2 separate regions of the Homo sapiens genome follow, and region 2 is linked to region 1. Evidence: chromatin loops called from intact Hi-C (ENCODE). Cell type or tissue: mammary epithelial cell. All regions are shown on one strand. Links, peaks and the distances in the headings refer to the core of each region. The heading gives the core; the rest is flanking DNA.

The links. Hi-C counts contacts between places; a loop is a spot of excess contacts. Peaks named below come from ENCODE experiments on the same cell type or tissue, not always from the same donor. Only the 100,000 strongest peaks of a DNase experiment are listed, where the experiment ranks them.
Region 2: it touches region 1 in a loop (6-fold over the local background); 3 of 110 quality-filtered maps call a loop at or near these places.

What each region holds. Positions count from the first base shown.
Region 1 is chr18:67,211,482-67,227,329 of GRCh38, reverse strand. No RefSeq gene overlaps it. Among named protein-coding and RNA genes, the nearest start is that of MIR5011, 140 kb to the right of the region's middle. In mammary epithelial cell, for the core only: a CTCF peak has its summit at 9,603 (motif pointing left); no DNase peak of the experiment used is centred there.
Region 2 is chr18:67,836,086-67,851,933 of GRCh38, reverse strand. DSEL-AS1 (DSEL antisense RNA 1) reads right to left here. Exons shown (of 5, transcript NR_033921.1): 3 at 15,676-15,780. Among named protein-coding and RNA genes, the nearest start is that of LINC01903, 29 kb to the right of the region's middle. In mammary epithelial cell, for the core only: a CTCF peak has its summit at 6,695; no DNase peak of the experiment used is centred there.

The DNA.
Region 1 (15,848 bases), core at 8,376-10,875:
AATAAAATAAAATATCAAGTTACCTTCTCCATTGAAAATTTATCAGAGCTTCCAGAAACAACAGAATGTGAGGGAAAAGGGACACTGGACGTAAGTGCAGCAAAACCTCTATAATCTGTGGATCTCCAGAACAACTCCAATAAAAGAATCCTAGTTTCCACCCTCAGAAGCAGTAAAGGAAGTTTAGGTGGAATATATCTGAAAGAGATTTCCTATACATTTATAAGTTTCTATGTAAACTGCAACATTAGCTAGTAATAACAATGAGGTAACCTATAGAATTTATTAAAATTGTATCCAACATAAACTTGATAGAAGTAAATACACTAGGTAGATTCTGAAAAGGCTGAGAGGGTGTGTACTGGAAGTGTGTACAGTGGCAAAAAAGTTGGAGCAAATAGTGTAGACACACACACGCACACACACACAGATGCCTCTCAACTTTCGATGGATTTATATGCTGATAAACCTACCCTCATAAGTTGAAAATATCCTAAGTTCAAAATCGGTTTAATAAACCTAACCTACTTAAAATAGCTTAGTGTAGCCTATCTTAAACATGCCCAGAACACTGACATTAGCCCAAAGTTGGGCAAAAGCCTACTCTGTAATAACGTATCAAAAATCTCATGTAATTTATTGACCACTGTACTGACAGTAAAAAAAGAGTGGTTGGTTTAATGGGTATTTGAAATACAGTTTGTATTGGATGTGAATCGCTTTTGTACTATCAAAAAGTTGAAAAATGAAACTGAATTATCCTAAGTTGAGACTGTGTGTATATGTGTGTAAATACACACACATTTTGCTTAACAGAAATACACTTTATGTGTGTGTGAAGGGGAGATTTAAATATGTGGAGTTATTTTAGTTCATCATGATCCAAAATGAGAATGAAATGGATAAGTGAATACCCTGTACCTCAGAAGATTTCATTTTCTTTCCTTTCTGTCTCTGATAATGTGAGTGTTGCATGCTTTCTATATTTATTGTGCAAAATACAGGTACAATATATCATCTAAACCCAAATCGACTATATCACTTGGGGGTTACTAAGGAAATAATGACTGGTTCTGATGAAAAACTTGGTTGTACAGTACTTGGAATTATTGCTAGCTGATGTATTTTATGCTGTGCATTTTAGGTAATATAATAATCTTCCAAGAGTAATTTTGTCTAAAAGATATTTTAGTTTTATATATTAACTTTAAAAAATACTAATAATACCACCCACTCCACATTAAGAGTCAAACACATCAGTAAAATAAAATGGTAAGGCCAGGTGCAGTGACTCATGCTTGCCTGTAATCCCAGCACTTTGGGAGGCCGAGGTGGGTAGATCACCTGAGGTCAGGAGTTCGAGAGCAGCCTGACCAACATGGAGAAACCCCGTCTCTACTAAAAATACAATAAATTAGCTGGGTGTGGTGGCAGGTGCCTGTACTCCCAGCTTCTCAGGAGGCTGGGTCAAGAGAATCTCTCGTACCCGGGAGGCGGAGGTTGCAGTGAGCCTAGGTCACGCCATTGCATTCCGGCCTGGGTGACAAGAGGGAGACTCCATCTCAAAAAAAAAAAAAGTTAAGAAGGAAGTTTTAAAGGTTTTAAAGGCACACATGGATGTCAGGGACAGAAACAAGACAGAAAAAAAGAGGTATTTGTCCCATGTCAAAGAGCAGAGGTCTACAGGTCACAAATCCAGATGTTTCCTCAAGTAGTGTCAAGGTTTCCAAATTCAATCTCCATTTAGGATAAGAGAGAAAAGCCAGAAAAAATGGAAAATAATAGGTAAAACAGCTGCAGAATCATTTCACGAGTGGGGAACCTTTAGTCCTACTTAATTCTCCTTACAGAAGGTAGATACTTTATTTCTTGACTACTTGACTTCTTGGGTAAGTTGCAAAGTTAAAGAAAAATAAGGCCGGACTTGGTGGCTCACGCCTGTAATCCCAGCACTTTGGGAGGCCGAGCCGGGTGAATCACTTGAGGTCAGGAGTTTGAGACCAGCTTGGCCAACATGGTGAAACCCCGTCTCTACTAAAAAAAAAAAAAAAAAAAAAACCCACAAAAATTAGCTGGGCATGGTGGTGCACACTTTTAATCCCAGCTACTCGGGAGGCTGAGGCAAGAGAATCACTTGAACCTGGGAGGGGGAGGTTGCAGTGAGCCAAGATTGTGTCATTGCTTCCAGCCTGGGCGACAAGAGCTAGACTCCATCTCAGAAAAAAAAAAGAACAAGAAAAAAATAATAAGGGAAAAATGTTTTCCTCATATTCTGACTACCTAGAACTTGTGAAAGGTCATATCCCCAAAATATAACAACCCTAACTAAAGAAAGTTTTCCTGATCTTAAACAAATAACAAAAGGAATTTAAGCAGCCAGGGGCTACTCATTAAAGCAATTTATAAGTATGTTAATTGGGAAATACTTGATTAAGTCTGATTTATAATAATTTGAAATGACTTATTCTATCACTTGTATTGGTTACTTGGACTTTGAAATACATAATTCTATTCAAATAGAAACCTTAGTTCATTCCCATGCATAAGCAGTAATATTGGAAAACTAGGCCCCTTGACTGAGCAGAAAAAAGAGTCGAACTGAGTATTTTTTTTAAAGTACATCCTCAATTTGTTAAGTATACAAAAGGACCCAACTTAAATGGCAAATTGTTTAGTTGTCAGATAACTCTAATGACTTATTTATTTTTATATCTTCTTTCCAAAACTAAGCAAGTTTACATCTAAAATAGAATGCTGAAATTGTACTTTGAATGTTTATAGTAATTGATAAGAAAAACAAAATTCCTTAAACAATCACTTACACAATGCTTTAAAAAAATTAACATGATCTAGGTTGTAAAGGGTTGTTTAGCAAAGGAAATGCTTATGACCCAGCAGTTACACTTGTTCTATGTTCTCAAAATATATGGGCACAAATAGTTAACTAACATTCCTAAAGCATCCTTGCATAATATTGAGACAATTGGCCATGGTGCTAAGATAATCAAGAGATTTTTTTTTTTAGAGTAGTCTTTAACTATACAATATGTAAAGTGAGAATACACTCTAATACTTTAAAATGTAGGTTCATGTAATGTAAAAAAAGAAAAGTACATACTAAATCTGAATCTTATCTTAAAATAATAAAATGATTCAAACAAGTTTAAAGACATAAAACAATAATTTCAAATTTTAATAAAATATATTTGTGATGAACTTCTAAAGAATTTGAGTATTAAAGAAATAAAACTTTAAACAATGTAGATAAATATTTTGGTGGAAAGGTATAATAATACATATATAGTATTTTAGTTTTCTTATGAGTGTTACTTTTAATTTATATCTACGTGTTAGTTTTAAGATGACATTTCACTACATAAAAGCAATTTCAAATCACTATATTACATTTTTTCAAGTAAAAAGATAAGTAGTTTTAAATTCAAATATTCTTCAAATAGTAAACTAATTCAAGCATCATTTTCATGCAACAAAACAGCTTAATGGAACTAATTTTTTAAATGCCCTAAATGGTAATATCTACTTTCCAAGGAAATTAAATTAGTCTTATAAAACAAGTAAGAATTATTTTAGATTTTAATATTTAGCTAATTTTCTTAATTGCTATAAGCTTACTTTAGCTATCCGCACTCATTCTTACTTCAGACAGCCTTAAAGAGTAAAATTCAATATTCAGAGTATATATTTCCAACCTGTTCTCAGTAGAGGGCTATCTTCTCTCAGATTATGTATAACCTTCTGAGTTTTCACATTTAATCCTTAAATAGGAATGAGGCATCTTTTTGCCTTTTATTTTAGTTTAGAAGGATGAGTTAAAACTTTCTAATTTTGATCATGTTGGGCAGGTCTTGACCTTCTGCTGGTCCAAGAGGTTGATTTTTACTGAAAGAAAATAAGAAATACAAGGCACTTTTTAACAGGAGGTACTATTTCTCTCTCGTCTTTAATTAAATAAAAAGTCTAGTAGTTATTGATTCTGTGGTTTCCAGCCTTAAACAACTGCACTCAGAATGGCCAAAGATAGCCATTGCTGCAGTTTCTACTAATACACTTGAATAGCATCACAAAAGCAATTAGAGATATGTTGAGCAGTTTGCAGTTCACTTTATGTCTGTATTCTGAGATGTTTGGAAGCTAATAAGCAAGAAAAATAGTATCAGCTCTTTGTTTTGCTACTACTCTCACTAAGCTCATTTGTCAGACAAGATCTGAGAACATGTCAGCAATATGTCTTATTAGTAAAACAAACTGAAAACCTGCCTGGCTTAGGTCATGCTGCAATACAAATGATACCACTTATGACAAGAAATATGAGGAAATAAATTACTTTTCAGTTAAGGACCACAACAGAGAAAATACTGACCCCATGTTAGCATGATAAAACTTCTACCACTGGAACTAAAACAGATTGTCAGGCTTAATGAACATTCAACTGATTATTTGAATGAAACTCTTTGCCAAAGAACATTTTAGTACTTGAATATTATTTTGTAAAACTATATTAAATATGGAGGTTTAATATTTTATTAGCCATCATTAAAAAGAACACTTCTGAAAAGGAAGGGGAATTTGAAGTTATTTAGTATTTTAAAATAAGATTGAATAAATACATGTATACACTTTTTTTTTTTTTTTTTTTTTGAGACCGTGTCTCACTCTCTTGCCCAGGCTGGAGTGCAGTGGCACAATCTCAGCTCCCTGCAGCCTCCACCTCCTGGGTTCAAGCAGTTCTCATGCCTCAGACTCCCAAGTAACTGGGACTACAGATGCATGCCACCATGTCACCATGTCCAGCTAATTTTTTTTTTATATATATTTTTTAGTAGAATTGAGGTTTCACCATGTTGGCCAGGCTGATCTTGAACTCCTGCGCTTAGGTGATCTGCCTGCCTCGGCCTCCCAAAGTGCTGTGATTACAGGTGTGAGCCACTGTGCCCGGCCCATACATATAAGTTATTCATGTAATCTCAATCGAAACATTCATATTTGCTCTGGAATTAAGAGAAATTATAAATTGGTCTATACATTGATGAATGAAAAAGATCTACCAGTCTATTGTAGCTTGTTATAGTAGCCTGAATGAATGAAAACCGTTTCTCCCATTGGAAAACATATACTTGATGCTGTTGATAAATCCTATCTCCCTAAGCTTCTAACCACTTCACCAGTGTGTTTAGAAACAGAAGATTAAAATACAATCTTTAATACCAAATGATATATCTTACCTAATTTGTACTTCAGTAACAAATTTACTCTAAATTAAAATTTTTACAGGATTTAAAAATACTAAATAAATTTGTGGAAATAGAGAATCGTGCTAAATTTAGTTCTTATATATTGATGCATAAAAAATTAATAGATAAATACACATATAGTTTGATACCATATATGCTTTAAAACTACTAAGCAATACCAGATAAATTTAACATTTACATAGCACAAATATAGCTAATATTCATCAGACAATATGTGTCTCGTGTTTTTCTTTGGGGTTAAACATATATTAAGCCATTTAACTTAAGAGGTAGTCTTTATCTTCATTTTCAGATGGTACAATTATGAATGTAGAAGTAATTTTCCCTAAATTGCATAGGTCTGGCTCTTGGGTTGATGTTCTTTACATCTCATGTGTTTCTTTGGGGTTAAACAGCCATTTAACATGAGGTAGTCTTTATCTTCATTTTCAGATGGTAAAATTTTCTCCAAATTACACAGAGTATGGTTCTTGGGTTGACGTTCTTTAGGCTGAAATATCCAGTCTTAATCATGAATACAATGGAGACCAGGACAGAAGATATTCTGTATCAAACAATGAATGGTCATTGTGGGGCGGTGAAGGGAAGGAGGTTGTGTGATTTCAGGAGAGTGATTCGCCCATGGATAGATAAAGTTTAAAATTGTATCAAAAATCGTCTGAATAATCCCTTTTTCCACCATAATAGAGCAAGGTTCAACTGGCAAATGTACACATATTTTTATAAATAGACACACACACTTCTTGCACAGTATTTTGGCTAATCTAGTTAGAATAACACCATAAATCTTTACAATAGATTCCAGAAAGCTTTTGTGTTATTCTCTGTTACACGACGTTATTGACGGTAGAAGCTTTAAAAAGGAAAGGTTTCTTTAAAGACAGTTTACTCCAGTGTTTCTCAAATATATTTCTGAGAAATTCAGGGAACAAAAAGGGTTGGATGTGAGGTAGGAATGAGGAAAAATAATTTTGTCTGCTGAGCTCCAGAACTGGCTTCGATGAAAACAGATCCACTTTTTATATATAAAAATATATTTTTATAGATATAGACAGTACAAGTGCCGTTTTGCTACCTGGATACATTGTGTAGTGTTGAAGCCTGAGCTTTGAGTGTAACTATCACCTGAATAGTGTACATTGCGCTCACTAAGTAATTTCTCATCCCTGACCCCCATCCCACCATCTCATTCATCTGAGTCTCTGATGTCTGTATTTCCACTCTCTAAGTCCGTGTGTGCACATTATATAGCTCCCAACTATACTTAAGATCATGCAGTATTTGACTTTCTGTTTCTGAGTTATTTCACTGAAGATAATGGCCTCTAGTCCCATCCAGGTTGCTGCAAAAGACAAGATTTCATTCTTTTTATGGCTGAGAAGCATTCCATTGTACATAAACAACAATGGATACAGATCCACTTTTACATGGTGTGTTAGATTCCTAGGGCTGCCATGAATAGAACCATAAATCGGGTGTTTTAGGATAACCTAAACTGAATCTCTCACAGTTTTGAAGGCTTGGAGTCTGAAATCAAGATGCTGGCAGGGATCATTCCTTCGGAAGGCTGTGAAAGAGAACGTGTTCCTGTCTTCTCTTCGTTCCTGGCTGCTGGTTTCCCAACAATCTCGGGTTTCTTGCAGACGCATGGCTCAATCCCTCCATCCTCACATAGTGGGGTCAAGTCATTAATTAGACCCAGATACTCTCCCTATTTTAAAGTCAGTCGATTTTGGACTTCATGTCTTCCAAATCCCTTCACATCAGTGTATAGATTCGTGTTAGACAGCACGGCGGCTGGGAAGTGTGTGCACACAAGGAGCGGTAAACCTGCAGTGTTCTTTTCGTTTTCTGGACCAGTAGTAACCAAGTGCCACAAACTTACTGGCTTTGAACAACACAAATATATTGTCTCACAGTTTTGGAGGCTCGGAGTCCTAAATCAAGGTGTTGATTTTGGCTGTTGGTTGGGCCAGGCTCTCTCAGAAACCTGTCGGGGAATTTCTTCCAGCTTTTGGTGTGATGCCAGCGTTTTCCGGTGTTCCTTTCCTTCATCTCCATATGGCATTCTCCTGTGTTGCTTTACATCATCTTCCCTCTGGGAATGTTTATCTCTATGTCCAGATTTCCCTTTTTTTGAGGACACCAGTCATATGGGATTAGAGTTCATCCTAATGACCTACTTTTAACTTGATTACCTCTCTAAAGATCCTATTTCTAAATAAGCCCATATTCTGAGTTACTGGAGGTTAGGATTTAAACATATCCTTTTCAAGGTGGCAGAATTCAACCAACAACACTGTTTTACGTGATGGACTTCTGACTGTATTTATTTGGTTTGAAACAAGAAATTCATGACTACAAACAACTTTATGGACAAAATTTTAGAAGTTTCTTATAGCCAAGAGATAGTAAGTTTAATAAAATTCATGTGCCTTAGAAGTAAATTTGGAATATACATTAAAGTAGAAAATGCACTTATTCTTGTAATCAACAATTCTACTTCTATATATTCATTCAAGAAAACCCCCACAAAACTCTTACATCTGTTCATAAGCAAATATTCACAACAGTATCAATTATAACATTTCTATAAAATAGGAATCAAGTAAAAAAAACATTAACAAGAATATCTATAGTGGTGTCATAGTTGTAAAAGGAAATTCTATAATTTCCTAAAATAAGGAAACAGAGGTATATGTATCAACTTATGTATCAACTATGTATCAACCTAATGTAGGCAATTGTAACATGATGGTATTTGTGTATCTATATATAACTAACATTGAAAATGTAGAGTAAAAATGCAGCATAAAAGATTTAAAAAAGGATACACCTGCTTAGAGCACTCCTGAGTGGAGCTTGCAGGACTGGAAGTTGCTCTAGGTGATATAGTGTATAAGTCGTGAAGAATGTGATGGTCTAGGACATCACTTTACACACATACTGGAGGCTTTAGAAACAGTGTATACTAAGGTTACACCACATTTATTTAAATGTTTTTCTTTCTTCAATAATACATTAACTTTAGCTTACTGTAACTTATTTACTTTACAAACTTGTTAATTTTTTAAACTTTTGACACTTAAACACATTGTATAGCTACACAAAAATATTTTCTTTCTGAGCATCGTTATTCTACATGCTTTTTCCTCTTTTTAAAATTTTTATGTTTTTACTTTTTTAACTATTTTTTTTTTTTTTTTTGAAAACTAGGACACAAATGTACTCATTGGCCTAGGCCTACACAGGGCCAGGATCATCGAGAGGTCCCTAGGGCATGTGACTTTAAAGGACCTTCAACAATTAGTCATTGACTGAAACATTATGTGGCTCATGACTGTAAATGCATATTGCAGAACCTCACAAATAGTAATGCACTATGATACAATCCACATGGTTAATTAAATGCTTAAATATATTAGCAATATTATAAAAGTTGCACATGAGAACTAAGTACTCAGTTTAGAATGGTGATTACCTTCATAATATTACCTCCGGGATGGGAGAAAGGCCTGGTTTTAGAAGAAATAATTGGATTTCTTTCTATAATATTAATGTGAAAACTGAAGAAATACTGCAATTGTTATGATTTGATAAATTGTGATTTGGCATTTTGTTATGATTTCCCTTGATAAATCTAAGCACTGGTGATTATTACTTTACTACATTTTGTTTTCTTAACTTATGAACATTTCATGAAAAAAAATCGAAAACAACTGAAAGGAGGCACCATAGTTCTAAGATTGGGTACTCTAGATTCTAATTCTGAAATCAAATGTATTACTACAAGCAAGGGATGTAAACTCCCTTGGGTACCTTTTTATCTCAAACAAGATTTACTTCTGAGAGAACATTATGAGGGACAAATGAGGGGAAAGTGTTTTGAAATTCTGAAAGCCCTATTTAAAACTAAAGTATTATAAAAGCATTGAAACAATTGAGCCAGTTTTTGCTTGCTTGTTTGTGAGTTTTTTTTCTGTAAATTAAAATAGTGTAGATTGGTGATCTAAAATATGGAGAATTATGATGAGATTAAGGTAGTGTTCTGGAGAGATTTACTTTTCAATTGTTCTTATTTATTTATTTATTGGCTAAACTCAAGATAAACTAAATACGAATTAGACAAAAAGCTATTTTCGCAAAACATTAAAGATATTTATAAATGATTTTACTTGTTTCAATATGTGATTAAATTAATAATATGTTCTTCTAAAGATGACTGCTGTTCACACATTCTTACTAATCCACCGCAAATGTTTGGGTATCTGGAACGGTGGACTGATTAATGGTAGAAGCCCGCCATCTGGTGGATACACTAAGAACTGTGACACATCCTTAAACTTATCAGAAAAACCAGAAAATTTGGATTTCCTGGTGCCTTTCTGGGTTTCTGGGTGCATTTGCTTTCCACATATTTATTTACATTTTATTGTCGAGTAATCCAAATTGCTGTTTAAATACATGCATATGCCGATACACACTTTCACACACATGCACACTGAGCAGCCCTAATGGACTTTCAGACAACAGATAATATGAAGTGCTATGATAAGACTCTGAGAATTTTTGCACAACACGGTGCTGTTTACCTTGAAATCTACTATCTTAACAAATCTGTTTATACTGCCTTTGAAATAATTTAAACAACTTTAATTCATAGTGATTTGCAAAAAAAGAGTGTCATGTACATCTTATATTCCTTTTGGTGCAGCCTTCCCCTCTTTTTACTCCTGAACAATTCAACTAAATGTGTCATTGAAATCCCCAGCTTCCATCCCCAGAAAACTCACACATACACATCAATGAGAAAAATAAGATAGAATGCACTCTGTTTTTCCCTCTAAGCGAAAGTGTTTCAATGGGGTTTCTGTTCAACCCTTAGGGTTCCATATTCTCTAAGGGCTTCTGGAAGAAATGATGATTTTTAAAAACACTCTTTGTTTTTACTTTGCTTGTTTCATGATGCTCAGGGTGATACACTGTTAGCTATTTTGTTACAAGTCTCTCAGTACTCCCTGGCAGTGTGCATTCCAATCATGTTTGCTTGCTTAAATTCATTCTTAGTTTTTTTGGAAAGAAAGAGAGTTGCCCATTGATTGGTGGTGAGTGGTGCTTTGTTCAGAGGAAAGATTAAGAGGCAGATTAATAGGCTGACAATATTGGTCTCTTCAAAATTATTCTCCCAAGCTCCCTTGACACACCTGTGGTTTACAAGGCAAAGCCTTCTAGTGTAAAACAAAGTAGGAGGGGAATTTACAAACTAACAAAGGCCTTTTTCTGTGCTATAATTCAGCTGCTCCTCCATGGCTGATATGTTCTTACTGCGCAACCTGCAGACATGGATCATACAGATCAGAGGTGAATCTCATTGCCATTGTTTAACATTTTGTTGACGTTTTCTCATTTACTTATTATATTTCTGCTCATATTTTCATAGGAGCTGGGTTTTGCAAACGTGTGCTACTGGGGCAAGATATGACACACAAGAGGAGGAATACAGGTCTCAGCCAATGGGCAATTCTAATGGGGTTATTGATGCAGAATTTCAACCCATCTGCTGCATCTCCTTTCATGAGTGCGACCATGAAAGCCAGGTTTACAAACAGGGCCACTTACCAGTGGGGTTTATATAGGACAGAAACCCACGTTGCCCTGTCCCAATGTGAACCATCTGTGAAAAAAGTGTACAAAGGCACCCAGGGCTCCCGCAAAGCCAAGAATTCCCAAGCACAACCCAGGGCTACTGAAGAATCAAGGCACTGATTATTTTGAGAGCCTGTTGGGATCTTAAAGATTTTTGTTAAACCAAAAAAGTTACCTCCTATGAAAAAGGTTGGGGAACAAGTAATTTATTTATTAGCAGAAATTTTGCCCAGCAGAGGAAACAAAACAAAAAAGACAAGACATAACACAACTGGTAAAGAAATTCACATATAAATTAGACTGAATAAAATATTAGGACAAAATGCAGTGTGAGAACACGAAAAGATCCCACTCTCAAACAGTACTGAAAGGTGGCAACGTGCTAGCAGCCCTCGCTCGCTCTGGGTTGCTCCTCAGCCTCGGTGTCTGTTCTGACCGGGCTCGAGGAGCCCTTCAGCCTGCCGCTGTACTATGGGGACCCCTCTCTGGGGCTGGCCAAGGCCGGAGCCGGCTCCCTCTGCTAGCGGGGAGGTGTGGAGGGAGAGCCTGGGCGCGCGCGGGTTCCGGGTGGGCGCGGGCTCCGTGGGCCCTGCATTCAGCACGGCCGGCTGGCGCCTGCTGGGCTTGATGGGGGGACCAGCTCCCTCTGGGCTGCCGGAGTGCCCGGGAGAGGTGCCGCAAAGTCCCCTGGGAAATGCTATTGAAAGGTGAAGCTGGTTGGGCTTCTGGGTCGGGTGGGGACTTGGAGAACTTTTCTGTCTAGCTAAAGGATTGTAAACGCACCAATCAGCACTCTGTCTAGCTAGAGGTTTATAAATGCACCAATCAGCACTCTGTGTCTAGCTAAAGGTTTGTAACCACACCAATCAGCACTTTGTGTCTAGCTAAAAGTCTGCTGGGGACTTGAACAACTTTTGTGTCTAGCTAAAGGATTGTAAACACACCAATAAGCACTCTGTCTAGCTTAAGGATTGTAAATGCACCAATCAGCACGCTGTCAAAACGGACCAATCAGCTCTCTATAAAATGGACCAATCAGCTCTCTGTAAAATAGACCAATCAGCAAGATGTTGGTGGGGCCAGATAAGGGAATAAAAGCAGGCCACCTGAGCCAGCAGCGGCAACCGCTTGGGGTCACCTTCCACACTGTGGAAGCTTTGTACTTTCACTCTTCACAATAAGTCTTGCTGCTACTGACTCTTTGGGTCCATGCTGCCTTTATGAGCTGCAACACTCACTGTGAAGGTCTGCGGCTTCACTCCTGAGGCCAGCGAGACCACGAACCCACCGGAAGGAACGAACAACTCTAGACGTGCCGCCTTTAAGAGCTGTAACACTCACAGTGAAGGTCTGCAGCTTCACTCCTGAAGTCAGTGAGACGACGAACCCACCAGAAGGAAGAAGCTCCAGACACATCTGAACATCTGAAGGAACAAACTCCGGACACACCATCTTTAAGAACCGTAACACTCACCGCGAGGGTCCCCGGCTTCATTCTTGAAGTCAGCGAGACCAGGAACCCACCAGTTCCGGACACAGTACCATAAATGTATTGAACACACTGACAATGCTAAGGAAGTTCAGTGTGATCAACTAAAAATAATTAATATACTTAACTTAATAATCCAAATGATTTTATCAATAAATGTCACATTGTAGTGTTTGTAAAATTTGCCAACAATGGTGAAATTCAACATTATTTTCCATTGTAATGAGCTGCCCCAAACAATGAGAGGGGTAGGTATGATTTATGTTTTATTTTTATATCTACACACAAAAGATATATCTTGGAAAATCTGCATTGGCATCTGCTTTCATGGTGCCCATCAATGTTTGTTTCTGCAACAAGTTTCACCTCTCTGGATGAAAAAGTAAAATTAAAGTCCTGATTTTTTGAAACAGAATGTTTTCTTTGCAGAAAGATGCTCTTGTCAAAAACTCTTGGGTATGAAATTTAAAAAAATAGTTTGGGATGATGTTATGAAACAGTCAAGGGCTGATCAATTAAGTCTGTCAAACAATTATGTGGAAATCATAATAGAGAATGCATAATTCTTCTGCTACATTGAATAAATGAGTGGCTTAGCAGAGAAAGATTTCTCCCCAGGATATTTTAAGGGAAAGGTGAATTGCTGGAACACTTCCAGGAAAATAGTACAACACGTATTTTGTTTGCTTTGAAGACTGAAGGCAGCTTTGGATGTAGCCCACTTAGCAAAAATGGCTCATCAAATCAACCAGATGGGTAGTCTCTAAATGAGACAAGAGAAAATGTTTTAACTTTACGTGGATGTAGAAGGAAATCCAATCTTTGGAAGGACACGTTTCAATAGGAAATTTTGAAATATTTCCATTCTCATGTGGGCTTCAGAGTGAAGAGGGTATCAGGAAGTCTCAAATCTTGCTGAAAACCAAACCACTTAAAAGAATTTCAGGACTAAACTGAAAAATATATTCCCGCTTTTCAACACAAGTGTGAAACCAGATGACAGACCTGTTCAGTGAAACTTCTGCTTGGCCTCAGAAATTGACACTGTGAGAAGACAAAGAATTTTGTGAGGTAAAATCTCATTATGAATGTACTCCAGATGAGAAATATTGATCTGCCTCTAGACAAGTTTTGGATTTCAGTGAAAACAATGTACATTTTGCTGCAGTTTTCAACTCCATACATGAAAGCGAATTTCTTTTTGTTTAACAAGCTCTGTGAGCCAGGCAGGATGGAAATGGACTTATTTCACTTGAAAATAAAATATATGTGAGCTTATTTCAACCTCTACCAAGAATTGCATATTTGTTCAGCTAAAAGCAATAACAAGTTTCATATTAAAATAAAAATTAAATTGTTTAGGCCCGAGGAAGAAATGGATGATTCACTTGATTCTTTTTCCAAAAGGTACTATTTATAAGATGATCATGTCAGGAGACAAAGTGTGAGGTCTAATCTCTGGATTAGAAAAGGTTGGTAGTGAATCCCCATAAGCCTGAAGGAAAAATGATTAGAGACCTGCAAGGAGACAGTCTACTAGAACAGAGCTTCTCAGACTATCTGGAGTAAAGAATCCAGTTCAGCTTATTCACCGCTGGTGGGAACGTAAATTAGTTCAACCATTGTGGAAAGCAACAAGATGATTCCTCAAATAACTTAAAATAGAACTGCCATTCGACCCCACCATCTCATTACTGGGTATATACCCAAAGGAATATAAATCGTTCTATCATAAAGACACATGCATGCATATGTTCACTGCAGCACTATTCACAATAGCAAAGATATGGAGTCAACCTAAATGCTCATCCATAGTAGGCTGGATAAAGAAAATGTGGCACATAACCACCAGGGAAGATTATGCAGCTATAAAATGAGATAATGTCCTTTGCAGGAATATGCATGCAGCTAGAGGCCATTATCCTTAGCAAACTAATGCGGGAACAGAAAACCAAATACTGCATGTTCTCATAAGTGGGAGCTAAATGATAAGAACACTTGGACATAGAAAGGAACAACAGAGACCAGAGTCTACCTGAGGGTGAAGATGGGAGGAGGGAGTGGATCAGAAAAAATAACTATTGGGTACTAGCCTTAGTGCCTTGGTAATGAAACAATCTGTACCACAAACCCCCGTGACATGAGTTTACCTGTATAACAAACCTGCACATGTACCCTTGAACTTAAAATAGTTTTTATTTTTTAAAAAGATCCATCTCAGTGTAGTTAGTTCCTTTTGAGTATTTTCTCTATTTTCGGCAGCTTCTTCTCAGTCTCCAACATTTTAAAATTAAGATGGAGGACTCTGGCTTATTTTTTCTTTCCCATATTGACTCCTTTGGTGATTGCGTTTGGTCTAATATATTTGTATAACATGCCTATGCCAGTGACTCCAAAATTTATATCTATGTTTACAAACTTTCCCCTGATTTACTAACTCCTATAAGCAACTGCCTACTTGACTTGTTCACCGAGACATTGACTAGGCATCACATCTTTACACGTTAAAAGTTTAGATCCTGTCTGAACTACTTGAGAACTGTGCTTTCTCTCCATCACATACACTGGCAATATCATCGTTTCAGTTCATCAGGGCAAAAAGTTAGAATCATCGTCATATTCCTGTTTTTCTCAAAGTGCACTTCTCTCAATCAGAAAATTCTATAGGCTCTACCCTCGAAGTATATCCTATCTCTATTCACTTTTAATGAGAAAATGGTTATGTCCTGGGCGGAGACACCATCATCTCTTAGCTGAAAAATTCAATCATTGTCCCTGCTTGTGCCCTCTTTCAGTCCATATTCAACATAACCACTCTGCCCTGTCACATATAGTCAGTTATTTCCCTTCCTAAAAACACTCAGTGGCTTCCATCTCACTCAAATTCGAAGCCGATGATCTGCGATAACTAACAAGACCTAGTAATTCATTCCCAGTATTTTTTTCCTAATAATTCCCTCTCGCTTACTTCCCTCACTTGCACTGGTCTCCTAGTAACTTAAACGCCAAGGACACACTGTCATTTGAGGGTGTGTGCATTGCTAGTCCCTCTGACTGGATAGTTCTCTTCTGATAGCCTCAAGTCTCACTCTCTCACATTCTTCAGATCTCTGCTCACATGTTACTTTCACATCTTTCCTAACACACCCACTTAAAATTACAGCTGCTTGCAATGTGTATTCTCCTTCTATGCCTTCTAACTCCCAAGTTATTTTCTACCATCGTTTATGTTTTGCTTTATTATTTTGTTTCTTGGCTCTTTCTATAAGCCACAATATTAAATTCCATGAATTCTTAGGTTCTTGGCTGCTTAGTTAACTGATATATCCATAATATCCAGAACAGATCCTAGCAAATAGTAGGTGGTTAATAAATGTTTGTTAATATTTTAAAAATGCATTGCTCATTCAACATTTCAATGTTTTTCAGGGAGCGATGAT
Region 2 (15,848 bases), core at 5,187-7,686, 630 kb before region 1:
TAGATATAAAAGGATAAAATACTGATTATGCTAAAGTATGGATGAACCTTGAAAATTATTATACTAAGTGAAAAAACAGACAAAAGTTCACATATTGTGAATCTATTTGTATGAAATGTCCAGAATAGGTAAATTCATAAAAACAGAAAGCAGATTAGTGTTTGCCAGGGGTGGGGGAAGGAGCAAATAGGGAGCGACTGCTTAATGGTTATGGGATTGCCTGTTTACTCTGTTGATAGTTTATATTACTGTGCAGAATCACTTTAGTTTAACGAGATCTCATTTGTCTATTTATGTTTTGGTTTGCAATTGCTTAGAGTCTTTAACAGAAAATGTTTGCCTGGTCCTATGTGCAGAATGGTGTTTCCTAGGTTATCTTTCAGGGTTTTTATAATGTTAGGCTTTACATTTAAGTCTTGAATCTATCTCGAGTTTATTTTTTTATATGGCATAAGGAAAGAGGTCCAATTTCAATCTATGTCTATGACCAGCCAGTTATCCTAGCACTTTTTATGACTGGAGAGTCCTCTTTCTATTGCTTGTTTTTGCAAACTTTGTCAAAGATCAGATGGTCGTAGGCATGTGGCCTTATTTCTGGGATCTCTTTTCTGTTCCATTGGTCTATGAGTTTGTTTTTGTATCAGTTCCATGATGTTTTGGTTACTATCGGCTTCTAGTAAAATTTGAAGGCAGGTAAAGTGATGCCTTAAGTTTTATTCTTTTTGCTTAGGATTGCCTTGGCTATTCACACTCTTGTTTAGTTTCATTTACATTGTAAGACAGTTTTATTCTCATTCTGTGAAGAATTAATTGATAGTTTGATAGCAATAACAATGCATCTATAAATTGCTTCAGGCAGTATGACCATTTTAACAACACTGAGTCTTCCTATCCGTGAGCATAGAATGGTTTTCTGTTCGTTTGTGTCACCTCTGATTTCTTTGAGCAGTGTTTTGTAATTCTTGTTGTAGAGATATTTTACCTCTCTGGTTAGATGCATTCCTAGGTATATATTTTCTTCTTTTTGTTGCTATTGTGAATGGGATTGAATTCTTGATTTCTCAGTTTGGGTGTTGTTGGTATATAGAAATGCTACTAATTTTTGTACATTGATTTTGTATCCTGAAACTTTCCTGAAGCTGCTTATCATATCAAGGAGCTTTTGGGCAGAGACTATGGGTTTTTCTAGGTATGGAGTCACATTGTCTGCAAGGAGAGATACTTTGACATCTTCACTTCCTACTTGATTCCTGTTATTTCTATATCTTGCCTGATTGCTGTGGCCAGAACTTCTAGTACCCTGTAGAATAGAAGTGGTGATAGCAGGTACATTTGCCCTATTTTGGTTTTCAAGGGGTATGTGTCTAGCTTTTGCCCATTCAGTATAATGTTGGCTGTGATTTTGTCATAGATGGCCCTTATTATTTTGAAGTATGTACCTTCAATGCTTTGTTGAGGGATTTTAACATGAAAAGATTTTGAATTTTATCAAAAGCCTTTTCTACATCTATTAACTTGATCATATGAATTTTGTTTTTTGTTCTTTTTATGTGATGAATCACATTTGTTGATTTCCATATGTTAAACTAACTTGCATGCCCAGGGATAAGATCTACTTGATCATGGTGGATTAGCTTTTTGCTGGGATGCTGAATTTGATTTCTTGGCATTTTGTTGGGGACTTTCGCACCTATGTTCATCAAGGTTATTGACCTGAAGACTTCCTTTTTTATTGTTGTATCTTTGCCAATTTTTTGTGTCAGGATGATGCTGGACTCCGAAGGAGTTAAGGAAGAGTCCCCTCTTCTCGATTTTTTGGAATAGCTTCATAAGGAATGGTACCAGCTCTTCTTTTACATCTGACAGAATTTGACGTGAACCCCTCTGGTCCTGAAATTGTTTGGTTGGCAGGCTTTTTATTACTGATTCAATTTCAGAACTCATTATTGGTCTGTTCAGGAATTCAATTTCTTTCTGGTTCAATCCCGAAAGGTTGTATGTGTCTAGGAATTTATCTATTTCCTCCAGATTTTCTAGCTTGTGTAAATAGAGGTATTCATACTAATCTCTGCAAAAACTGCATAGTAGATTTGCATTTCTATGGAGTCATGGTCTTGTACTCTGCCATTTCTGATTGTATTTATTTGGATCTTCTCTTTTTGTCTAGCTAGGAGTCTATCTTATTAATTTGTTCACAAAAGCAACTCCTGGATTCACTGATTTTTTTGTATGATTTTTTTCACTTCTCAATTTCGTTTAGTTCAGGTTCAATTTTGGTCATTTCTTGTCCTTCACTAGCTTTCAGGTTGGATTGCTCTTGTATCTCTAGTACTTCTAGTTGTGAAATTTGGTTGTTAATTTGAGATCTCTCTGACTTTTTGACATGAGCATGAAATTCCCTCTTAATATAGCCTTAAGTGTGTCTTAGATATTCTGGTATGTTGTATCTTTGTTCTCGTTAGTTTGAAAAAATGTCTTGATTTCCAACTTATTCTCATTATTTTCCCAAAAGTCATTCAGAAACAGGTTGTTTAATTTCCATGTAATTATATGGCATTGGACAATTCTCTTTGCATTGGTTTTTATTTTTTTATTGCACTGTGGTCTGAGAGTGTGGTTGGTATGAATTTCCCTTTTTTGAACATGATGAGAATTGTTTTATGTCCAATTATGTGGTCTATTTTAGAATATGTGCCATGTGCAGATGAGAAAAATCTATATTCTGTTGTTCTTTGGTGGAGTTTTCTGTAGATAACTATTTGATCCATTTGATCAAGTGTCAAATTCAGGTCCTGAATATCACTGTTAGCTTTCTGCCTCGATGATCTGTCTAATATCGTCAATGTGGTGTTGAAATCTTCCACTATTATTGTGTGGTTTACTTAGTCTTTTACTATGTCTCCAAAAACTTGATTTATCAATCTGGATGCTCCTTTGTTGGATGCATGTATGTTTAGAACAGTTAGGTCTTCTTATTGAATCGAGCCTTTATTGTTATGTAATGTCTTTCTTTGTATTTTTTAATCTTTGAGGGTTTACCGTCTATTTTGTCTGAAATTAGATTAGCAGTCCTTGCTTTTTTCTGTTTTCTGTTTGCTTGGTAAATTTTCCTCCACCTCTTTATTTTGAGCCTCTATGTGTCATTGTGTGTGAGATGTGTCTCCTGAAGATCACATACCATTGGGTCATTCGTCTTCATCCAACTTGCCACTCTGTCATTTTCTTGGGGCATTTAGCCTATTTACATTCAAGGTTAGTATTGATATGTTTGAATTTTATCTGTCTTCATGTTGCTAGCTGGTTATTTGGCAGACTTCTTTGTGTATCTGCTTTGTAGCCTCACTGGTCTATGTACTTAAGTGTGTGTTTGTATCGGTTGGTAACAGCCTTTCCTTTCTGTTTATTTAGCACTCCCTTCAAGACCTCTTATAAGGGAGGTCTGGTCGTAACAAAATGCCTTAGCATTTGCTTGTCTGGAAAGGATCTTATTTCCCCTTCTCTTATGAAGCTTAGTTTGACTGGAGATGAAATTCTTGGTTGGAAATTATTTTCTTTAATAATGCTGAATATAGCACCCTATTCTCTTCTGGCTTGTAAAGTTTCTACTGAAAGGTCCACTGTTAGCCTGATGCGTTTCTCTTTGTAGGTAACCTGCTCCTTCTCTCTAGCTGCCTTTAATATTTTTTCTTTCATTGTGACCTTGGAGGGTCTGATTATTACGTGTCTAGGGATGGTCTTCCTGTGGTCTAGGTTCTCGGCCTTTCCTGAATTTGAATGTTGGCCTCCCTAGCGAGGTTGAGGAAATTTTCATGGACAATATCCTGAAATATGCTTTCCAAGTTGCTTGCTTTCTCTCAGGGATGCCAATGAGTTACATATAGGTCTCTTTATGTAATCCTATATTTCTCTGAGGTTTGGTTCATTCTTCTTTATTTTTTTATCTATCTATTTAGTTATTTATTTTGTCTGACTGTGTTATTTTGAAGAGCAGGTCTTCGAGTTCTGAGATTCTTTCTGCCACTTGGTCAATTGTGCTATCAATGCTTGTTATTCTGACATTTTTGTTTGTATTCTGACATTTTTGAAGTGAACTTTTCATCTCTATGAGCTCAGTTTGGTTCTTTCTTAAAATGAAAATGTCATCTTTCATCTCCTGTATTGTTTTCTTGTATTCCTCAGATTCCCTGGATTGCATTTCAACTTTCTCCTGAAGGTCAATTTTCTTTGTTCTTATCCATATTCAAATTATATTCATTTCACTTCAGCCATTTCAGCTTAGTTAAGAACTATTTAGGGGAACTAGTGAGATCGTCTGGCGATAAGAAGACACTCTGGCTTTTTGAGTTGCCAGAGTTCTTCAGCTGGTTCTTTCTCAGCTTTCCGGCTGATGTCTCTTTAGTCTTTGAAGTTGCTATCCTTTAGATGAATTTTCATGTTGTTGTTGTTTTTTTTCTTTTATCTTCTTTTATGTCCTTGGGTGTTTGATTGTGGTATAAGGTGGGTTTAGTTGACTGGCTTTGTTTTTGGTAGATTTTTGAGGCGGGCCAAGGCTCAGCTCAGCCGTTCTGGGATGTGTGCTCAAACTCGGGGAAGGTGGTATTGAGCCCTCGGCTTTGTTCTCTGGCTTCTCAAAGTTTGAAACCTGCCAACTGAAGGAGCCCAGGTATTCTCAGACCCTAGCCATAACACTACAAAGGGTAGTGCCAGCCAAAGCGCTTCACCAAGCAGTGGTAGCAGAATCTGTGCGCATTCCCACACGCCAGCAGAAGTGGGGATGTGAGAATTGGCAGTACAAGGAGGTGCATGATTGTCAGCTGGGGAGGGGAGCTAGCTGGCTTAAGGCTGCCAGCCTCCATAGGGCCATTGGCAGCTGTGGTGATGGTGGCACAGGGAGTGGAAAAGGAGGAGTGGGGATGAAGGTTGGGGCCACTAGCATCCCTGTGTGCCTTGGCATCCACAAAGGAGTCACCACAGGGGTGGGGCCCTGGCAGACACAGATCTGTCAATCCCCCTGCAAGTGATCACACCTGCAGCAGTGGCAGTGCATGGGGCAGGGTCACTGGTGTCTGTGCTCCTGTTCAGGCAGGCAACAGCAGCACAGAGGAGCGGCATCATGGGGATGGTCACTGTGCTCATGCTGGCAGCAATGACACGGTGGGCTGCATGTGCACCCACCTGCCAGTGGGGAAGGGGAAGGGGGGTTCACTTGTGCATACACGTACTAGCAAAATAATGGGATGGGGTGGCCATGGGTTAATGGATGCTTGCAAAGTGGCATGGGGGAGGCTGCAGTGGGAAGAGGGCACGTATGGACTGGTATGTGGCAGAGGGGGCCTCTCTGCTGGGGCTTGCCTTTGGTCAGGTGTGGTCTGCCAGCACAGGGGCCATGATGTGGGCCCTGGGAGGCACAACAGTTGGGCTACTGAGGCTGCATTACAAGCAGTCATGGCCAGGCTGGAGTCCCTGGAGAGGCCACCAGACAGAAGGGTTCTCAGGTTGAACTGGCCCCATCTAACAAGCAACATCACCTTGCTCTGTTCAAGTCTGACAGTTCCCCTAGGGTGTCCCTGGCCATGCTCCACTGCAGAGGTTGCTGGACCAAAACCTCCGGGCTCCACACAGGCTGGAGTCCTGCCTCCTCCACCTCTCTAAGCAGCTCTTCTGTCCCAGCGCGAGTGTCCATGGGGGGTGTTGTGTCTACTGCTGCCAGGATTCCAGAGGCCCATGGACAGAGCAGGTTGCTACCTGTTCAACTCACAAGAGTCTTTGGTGGCCAGGAACAAGTCCTCGTGTGCTGTAATCCCATGCATGGTTCTCAACTTTCTCTCTGCTCAGCCCAGCATTTGTGCTTTCCCTCCATTTGCTCTAAATGCTCTCCTTCCAAGGATCTCTGCAGAATGCATTAGTCTTCTTGGTCTCCCAGTCCCTCGGTGGCAGATGTTCCTCCTAGCTGGTCTAGTCGGCCATCTTGCCTCCATCTCTCCAGTTCCCTTTTTGGAAGTCAAATTTATTTGGTATAATATAGTCATTCCAGTCTTCCAGTACTTACTTTGCACAGTTTAATTTTCAATCATATGTACTTTTTTATTGCGTTGTTTTGGTTAAAGCATGTCTCTTGCAAACAGCATATAGTTGATATTGCTTTTTCATTCATTATGAAAATATTTTAATTAGAGTGTTTAATTTGATAAAATTTAAAGTAGCTAACAATGCAGTTAATTTAGTTCCACCATTTTATAATTGATTTCCTTTAGGCTTCTTGTTTTCTGTTTCTCCTTCTGTGTTTTCTTTGAGAGTAACTGAATATTTAAAATTCTATTTAATTTATCTTTGGAATGTTTAGCTCTGTATCTTTGTATTATATCATGATGGTTACTCTACAGGTTAACATATATATCCATAAGTTTGTATAATCTACTTATAATTAATGTTGTGGTCCTTAATGGGAAATATCAAAATCTTTTAATCATATAGAGTTATCTACCTGGTCTTGTGTGTGTGTGTGTGTGTGTGTTTGTATGTATAATTCTACATACTTACCATATTCACTACAACTTGTTGCTTTAAACAATTTTTAAAAACCTTGAATTTTATAAAATCTGGTAAAACCAAAAGGTCTCCTTGGTAGCACCAGACAACCTTAAGTGGGTGATTGACAAAATCCTTTATGGCATAACACATTCCACTAAGGACCAGTTGGTTGCACTATTGAGCAAAAATTGTGGAGAGACTTTTTTGAGACAGCAGTGGATATTACTGTCACATGCCTTCCTTTTAAGCACTGTATTTCTGGAAAGCATATAAAAGTAAGATACAGAGAACCTATAAACACCTCTAAATGGATTTTTAGTAATTGCTCCCCATATGGATTTTGATTATATCCTAGAAATAGTATGTATGTTTTTGCATGATTTGAAACATTCAGCAATCAGAATGCTACGAAAGTCAGAGAGTCTGAAAGCTATTGTTTTCATTTTCTCTACCTGGGGGATTCCAAATATCTATCTGGTGATTTTTAAAGGGCAATTTATAATTGTTTAATAAAATATGCATGCACGAAGTTTTACTCTTTGCTCAAAAATTTTATTGTCCTTATTAACCTCTACAAAACTCTGATGTCAGCACGGTTGTATGTCTTTGTTGGCTGTTGTCAGCCATATTTAGCTATACAAGTATGGATGTAATGCAAAACAGGCAAAGAGTTGGCTTTTTAATTACAGGATTTTTTATGACAAATATTACAATGGAAAAAAGTGGAACAGAATAATTGAACTTTTATCATTAAAATGGCTTTAATGACAGGCCATAAAAATAAGCTGCATCATGAAGAATGAGTACATAAAAATATTTATATTGAATGGCTTATTACTATAATTGTAAGAAAAAAGGAAGTGAATCAGAAACAAAAGAGGTGATGATCAAAGAATGAGGAGAGGGAATTAGAATTAGAGCTTATGAAGTAATTCAGTTATTGATAATGACAAACCAGGTGTGACCAGGAAAATGAATAGATAGGCTGGTGGAAATGAAAATTGAAGGAGAGACTCAAGTAACTAAAGAACCACAGAATTGGAATGATTATCTCTGTTGATAGGGAAATCACCAAAAAATATAACAGGAATAAAATATTTCAGCAAGAAAGTAATATTCAGAGACAACTGCAGAAATAGCATATTTTGCTGTTAAATGGAAATTGTAGAGGCCACAGTGAATTTAAGGATTGGGAAGGAATGAGAAATTGGAACTAAATTGGTGGTGCAGTGCTGATGTGGACAGAGTGTGGTAGAAACAATTATAAACAATAGTAGAAAGTATAGAGTACTTTTGTTACCAACACAGGTGCTTGTGAAGCCTCCCTGAGTGCTGGGGGAAGAGGAATGGTAGGGGTCAGCTGACGGAGGTAAGTGGGGTGCATGGAAGTTTTTCTTATCTAGGTTCTTAGAGCTCTCGCTATTGGATGATACTCCTGCCCACTCAGTTATCATGAGTCATTAATCTGGCTATCATTTCCTTCTATTAACCTCTTCATTACATCCCCCCTTCTACCATATTTATTTATGCTCCTCAAAACAGAGAAACAATATTTTCGTTTGGTTTTTATTTAGTCTCTATACTATCACAGTATTTATCAACAAATTTCACACATCTGGTGACAAACAAATGCTGAATTAAATGTGTGATTTCTGGAATGGATTAACAACTTAATAAGTGAGAGAAGATGAATGAGACACTTTGTTTTAGTAAAGCAGCTATCAATAAAGGGGGGATCTACACAGGTTGGTAACCATTTGACTTTAAACCTCTATTATTAATTGCATTTTAATCACTTTCCATGAGTGATTATCTAAGGTGAAATCCATAATAACCTAAAAGTTTCACCATGACAATAATTATGACCAACATTTACATACAGTTTTTCATTCCATCACGTTTGTCACTTATGTTGGCAAATGTCCTTTTCATTTGATCTTTGTTTTACATATGTATGTGTATGTATGTGTGCCTATGTGCATGTATATATGTATGTATGTGTATGTATATATTCTATCCTGAATGCAATGGGGATGCTTCTAGATGTTTAAACAGGTTATCAGTTTTATCTTATCTGTGTTTTAGAAAGTTAATTTGGTAGCAGCGTAGCAAATTAATTGTTGGCCTGAGTTAGTGAGATGTGAGCATTTGTGATTGGTTTTTATTTAAATAGCAAAATTCTGTTTTGCGCTGCATAATGAAGTTTCAGTCAACTACAAAGCACATATACAAAGACAATCCTGTGAGATTATAATGTGATGAAAAATTCCTATCACCTAATGAATTTTGGCTATCATATAATGCTGTGGCACAATGCATGACTCGTGTGTTTGCTGCGGTGCTGGTGTAAAGGAACCTACTGAGCCATCATTTGTATAAAAGTGTAGCACATACAATCACGGACCATACATAATAATTGAAAATGATAATATACCACCATGTTACTTGTTTATGAATTTACTATACTATACTATTTGTCATTGTCTTAGAATATATTCCTTCTACTTATGTAATCTTCTACTTATATTAAAATAGTAAACTATAAAACAGCTTCAGGCAAGTTTTTCAGGAAGTATTCCAGAAGGCACAAGATGACAGCTTCATGTGTGTCATTACCCCTGAAGAACCTGCAGTGAGACAAGGTGTGAAAGTGGAAGACAGTGATATTGATGACCTTGACCCTGTGTGTAGGCCTACATTTATGTGTGTGCCTATGTCTTAGTATTTAACAAAAACTTTAAGAAATACATAACTTAAAAAATCAAAATGCTTACAGAATAAGGACTCAAGGATAGAAAATATTTTTGTACAGCTGCAAAATGTGTTTGTGTTTAAGCTAAGAGTTATTACAAAAAAGTCTAAAAGCTACATAATTAAAATGTATATAAAGTAAGAAAGTCACAATAAATTAAGGTTGATTTATTATCGAAGAAATACATTTTAATAATAAATTTAGTGTACTCTAAGTGTTAAATGTTTACAAAGTGATGTCCTAGGCCTTCACATTCACTCACCACTTACCCTCTCACTCACCCAGAGCAACTTCCAGTCCTGCAAGCTTCATTTGTGTTGTGTCCTATATTCCATTTTTTATCTTTTACACCATATTTTTACTGTAATTTTGCTGCAATTACCTACAGCATTCAGTAAAGTAACATGCTGTACAGTGTTGTAGCCTAGGAGTAATAGGCAACACCACATGGCCCAGGTACAGTAAGCTGCATCATCTAGGTTTGGGTAAGTACACTCTATGAGGCTCACACAACAAAATCTCCTAACAACCCATCTCTCAGAACATATCTTCCTTATTAAGCAATGCATGGTGGAAGATTGATTTGTAAAACTCTTCCCAACCACTGGTTTTAGAGGAACAAAAATATGTATTTTTAAGAAAATATCCAAGCTATTCCTGCCAAAAGTTACTTAATTGATCGAGGAAAAGGATATACAAATCACCCGCCTTCCCATCTGCTGATAAATAGTGGTGAAAACCAATGTTGCTCTTCCATCTGCCCAGTGACATTTCTGCACACCTGTCACACGAAAAAAATCTCAAGTCACTTAGCTCAGACTCAGGAAGTTAGCAGTGGTGTGAGTCCAAAGATAGTATCCATTCCCAATAACACCAGGAAAATTATGTTATTTAAGAGGTAACATGTAAGTCAAGAATGTATCTTATAAGGAAAGAAATGCTAAATTACTTACAAAAGTTTTTTAAAATAGTAAATAACTAGGCTCAATAAAAGTACCAAGTATAGCCGCTTACCCTAAAGAACATTTAATAAAATAGGAAAGAAAAACATGTACAAATGGCCAAATAACAATAGTTCAGAGATATAGTTCAACCTTGGGTGCTGTTTTGCATGCATAGGCCTGTTGTGATAAGGTGAAATTGGAAGCTGGAAGGCTGTATGGCAGAATATGTTTTCTGAAATACTTTTTTTCTTACTCTGACAGATGTTTCATATTTTAAGAATATGATTATTTTGTCATATTCTCTCCAATATAAGAAATAGATGTCTAGAGTAACATAGTTAAAATATGTAATGCTTGAGTCTAACACTATTTCTCTATGGCTTGGCAGTACAATCTTATATCCATGAAAGGAAATAGACTCTTCCTAATTCTACAGGATATTAAATGCATTAATCTGAACAATACAAATTGCATTACAGTTTATATCCTCACAAGAGACATTCTAACATATTTCCTAAAATTTTTATATTTATCATGCTTATTTTTTGTTTTCCTCTTCTTGCTCAGAGCAAGAAGAAAAATGAAAGGCTATTTTAATATCTAATTTTTAGAATGTATCTACCATGCAGTTTTTTAATTTTTGCTATTATTATCCCTAGACATGGGCAAGTGAAATTAGGCTATTTTAAACTGCATACATTGAGGAAGACGAAGGAATCATTCCAAAAATTAAAAAAAAATAAAAATTGTTACTAGAATAAGAGTTCCACGAAGGCAAAGCAACAGATGTATACTAAACATATAACTTCAATCTTATGCAGATACAGCTTTCAAATATTACATAAAATGTCGCTCAAAAACAATTATGTGTGTCTACACATATTTGAAAGCAGGAAACAAATATGTTTACAACATACATTACTTTTGTTTTTTAGGCAAGATAAGATATTCTACCTTCAAAACCACCAGCACTGTTCGCAATAACTATACATACGAGGAATTCTGCAACAGTTGTTGAATGCAGTAGCAATTTTAACAACAGTGTTCCCTTTGGCATATTATAATGCATATTAGCTGCCATCTGTGCTTGATGAGACAGCTTGACCAGTGGTCACAGGCTGATCCCTGACCTCTGTCAGCAATTGTCTATGCATGGCTGCCTCTACATCAAAGGTCATGAGCAAAAGCCTTGGTGAACGGTCCACAGCCGTTATAGACAGATATAGATGACTACCAAAGTTAAATCAATATGACCTTTTAATATCATTCTCAAAAATCGTGTAGTAGAAAGGCATGGGTGTCAAATATATTAGAAATTCAAAGCCAGATTACAAAACTTACATGTATTGATAATAAGCTGTGTGCTAAAAACGTTACATGTAATTCTGTATTGCCTTAGTCATTTTCACAAGAATATAGGCTTCTGTTTTGATAAGAAATACTAAGGAAGTTGAATTAAGGTTTATAATAAACACATATCTTTAAAATGCCTTTACTTGGGCACCTAATGCTTTATAATTATTTATTGTCAAACATAAAGAACATACAATGGAAGTTATTAATTGAAGTGGGGTCAATGTAATTTGTTTTTTGTGAAACTTAAATAATATTAAATCAGTGATAAACTAAAGGTATAAATAATCATTTTGTTGTATTGTCAATAGTACAGTAAAGTTTTGAATAAAGTAGACTTAGGCTGTGAAAATTTATCAAGATTATTTCCTTCATGAAAGTAAGTTTTATATGTATTAACATAGCAACTATGGAATACAAACAAAACAGAAAACTCTGCAATAAAATAAAACTTAAAAATACCTAGGAGGAGAGGTGGAGCAAGATGACAGATTAGAAGACTCTATGAATTGTTCCTCCTGCAAGGACACCAATTTAACCACTATCTACACACACATAAAAAAAAGCACCTTCATGAAAATAAAAAATCAGATGAGCACTCAGAGTATCTGGTTTTACCTTCATGTTGCTGAAAGAGGCACTGAAGAGATAGGGAAAACAGTCCTGAATCGCCAACACCATCCCTCTCCTATCCCCTGGCAGTGGCAGCATGGGACAGAGATCACTTCTATGCACCAGGGAGAGGGAGAGTGCAGCAATTATGAGTCGTTGAACTCAATGCTACGTTATTATAGCAGAAAGTAAAACAAAACCAAACTCAACTGATACAGAGGGAGCATTTAAACCAGCTGGGGTGGAGTTATGAATCCCAGCAGTTGGAACTTCAGTTCCTACAAGCTTCACCACTGTGAGATAAAATTCTCTGGGGCCCTAAATAAACTTGGAAGGTAGTCTAGACCACAAAGATTGCAACTCCTAGGTGAGTCCTAGTGCTGAACTAAGCCCAGAGACAACGCACTGGAATGACAGGTGACCTACTGAGACACCAGTCTGAAAAGCTAAAAAGGAGTGCTGGCATCAACTCTTCCCTAACTCTGGGCTGCACAGCCCATGGCTCCGAAAGAGACCCGTTCCTTCTGCTTAAGGAGGAAAAAGAGAATAGTGGGGAGGACTTTGTCTTGTTTCTTGGATATTAGCCCAGCTACAGCAACCCAGGGTAACTGTCAGAGTCATGAGGTCCCTTTTCCAAGCCCAGCTCCTAGACAACATGTCTAGACACACCCTGGATCAGAAGGGAAGCTGCTGCCTTGAAGTAAAGGACTCAGTCCTCACAGGATTCTCACCTGCTAACTAAAGAGCTCTAGGGCCCTGAATAACCAGCAGTGACAACCAGGCACTACGTTGAGGGCGTTTGGCGAAACTCTGAAACTTGCTGGATTCAGGTCAGACTCAGCACATTCCCAGTTGTTTCGACTGCAAGGTGAGATTCCTTCTACTTGAGAAAAGTGGAGACCAGAATAAAGGGGGCTTTGTCTTGCACCTTAGGTACCAGCTCAACCACAGAGGGTTAAAGCAGTAAGCAGGCTCTGGAGGTTCCTGATTCCAGAATGTGGCTCTTGGACAGCATTTCTGGACCTGCCCTAGGGGAGCCCACTATCCTGATGGCTGAGTCCCAGGCCAGGTAGCATTCACCACAAGTTGACTGAAGAATCCCTGAGCCATAAGGTAGCATTGGTGGTAGTCTGGCAGTACTCGCTGTGGGCCTGTGATGACAGTGACCATGAGACGAGGGTCACCTGCCATTCAAAAGGGAAGAAAAGGATAGAAAGGACTATGTATTGTGATTTTAGTGTCAGTTCAGCTGCAATAAAATACAATACCAGGTAGAATTCTAAGGTTTTTGACTGTGGATCCTGGATCCTAGACAGCACCTCTGGACCCACTTGTGGCCTGGGGAGCTTGATTCTCTGAAGGAAAGGACACAGGCCTGGCTGGATTTGCCACCTGCTGTTTGGACCCAGGGCCTTCAGCAAACATAAGCAGTAGCCAGAGCGTAGTTACAGCAGGCCTTGAGCAAGACCCAGTGCTGCTCTGATTCTGAAGTCAGTCTGGGTCTGACCCAGTGAAGTCCTAGTGGTGGTGGCCACTGGGGTGGTGGTGGCTGGCTTTAGAGAGAGAGAAAGGAGAGAGAAGAAAAGAAGGAAAGAAAGAAGGAAGGGAGAAAAGAAGGAAGAAAGGAAGGAAGGAAGGAAAGAAGGAAGGAAGGAAGGAAAGAAGGAAGGAAGGAAGGAAAGGGAGGGAAGGAAAGGAGATGCGATACATTATATCAACAGAATGGAGGACAGAAACCATATCATTTCAATTGATGCTATTAATAAAATTCAACATCTCTTCATAATAAAATCTCTCAAGAAACTGGGCATAGAAGGAACATACCTTAACATAAGAAAAGTCACACATGACAAACCAACAGTTAATATTATATTAAAAGGGGGAAAACTGAAAGGCTTTTTTCTAAGATCCAGAACACAAATGACTAAGATGCCTACTTTCACCACTGTTATTCAAAATAATACTGGAAGTCCTAGTTAGAGTAATCAGAAAAGAGAAAGGAATAAAATGCAGGCATATTGGAAAGGAAGAAGTGAAATTGTCCTCCTTAGCAGATTATATGATTTTATGTTTGGAAAAACCTTAAGACTCCACTAAAAAAACTAGTAGAACTGAAAAAAATCAGTTAAGTATCAATATACAGAAATCAACCTACAAAAATCAGTAGAACTTCTATATCCAACAGTGAACAATCTGAAAAAGAAATCAAAAAAGTAAACTCATTTACAATAACCACAAATAAAATTAAATACCTAGGAATTAACCAAAGAAGTGACACATCTCTATAAAGCAAACTATTTTTACAACACTGACAGAAGAAATTGAAGAGGACCCCAAAACTTGGAAAATATTTTATGTTTATGAATTGGAAGAATCATTATTGTTAAAATATCCATACTACCCAAAGCAATCTATAGGTTTAGTGCATTCCCTTTCAAAATACCAATGACATTTTTCACAGAAATAGACAAACAATCCTAACATTTATATGGAACCACAAAAAAACTCAGAATAGCCAAAATTATTCTAAGTAAAAGAAATAAAACTTTCAGAATCACATTATCTGACTTCAAATTATACTGCAGAGTTATAGTAGACAAAATAGCATGGTACTGGCATGAAAACAGACGCATAGACTAATGGAACACAATAGAAATCCCAGAAACCAATCTACACATCTACAGTGAACTCATTTTTGACAAAGGTGCCAAGAACATACATTGAGGAGAAGACAGTGTCTTCCATAAATGGTGCTGGAAAAACTGGACATCCATATTCATAAGAATAAAACTGGACCCCTATATCTCACTATAAGTAAAAATAAAATAAAAATGCAGTCAAGACTTAAATCTAAGCCCTCAATCTATGAAACTACAAGTAAACCATCATGAAAATATCCAGGACGTTGGTCTGGGCAAAAATGTCTTGAGCGTTACCTCACCAGTACAGGCAACCAAAGCAAAAATGAATAAATGGGATCACATCAAGTTAAAAAGCTTACAGACAGTGAAGGAAGCAATAACCAAAGTGAAAAGACAACCCACACAATGGGAGAAAATTTTTAAACTACCCATCTAACAAGGGATTCATAACCAGAATATATAAGGAGCTCGAACAACTCTTTAGGACTAAAACTAATAATCTGATTTTTTAAATAGGCAAAATATATGAGTAGACATTTCTCAAAAGAAGACATATCAATGGCAAACAGGCATATGAAAATGTGTTCAACATCATTGATCAGAGAAGTGAAAATCAAAACTAAAATGAAATATCATCTCACTCCAGATAAAATAGTGTCTATCCTAAATACAGGCAATGACAAATGCTGGCAAGGATGTGGAGAAAAGGGAATCCTTGTACACTGTTGATGGGGATTTAAACGGGTACAACCACTTTGGTGAACAGTTTGGAGTTTCCTCAAAAAGACTAAATTAAAAAAAATTACCATATGATCCAGCAATCCCACTGCTGGGTACATACCCAAAATAAAGGAAATCAATACGTTGAAGGCTTAGCTGCACTCCTATGTTCATTGCAGCACTGTTCACAATAACCAATTTGGAATCAACCTGTGTCTATCAGCAGCTGAAAGAATAAAAACAATTTGGTACATACACACAATGAAATACTATTTAGCCATTAAAAAGAATGAG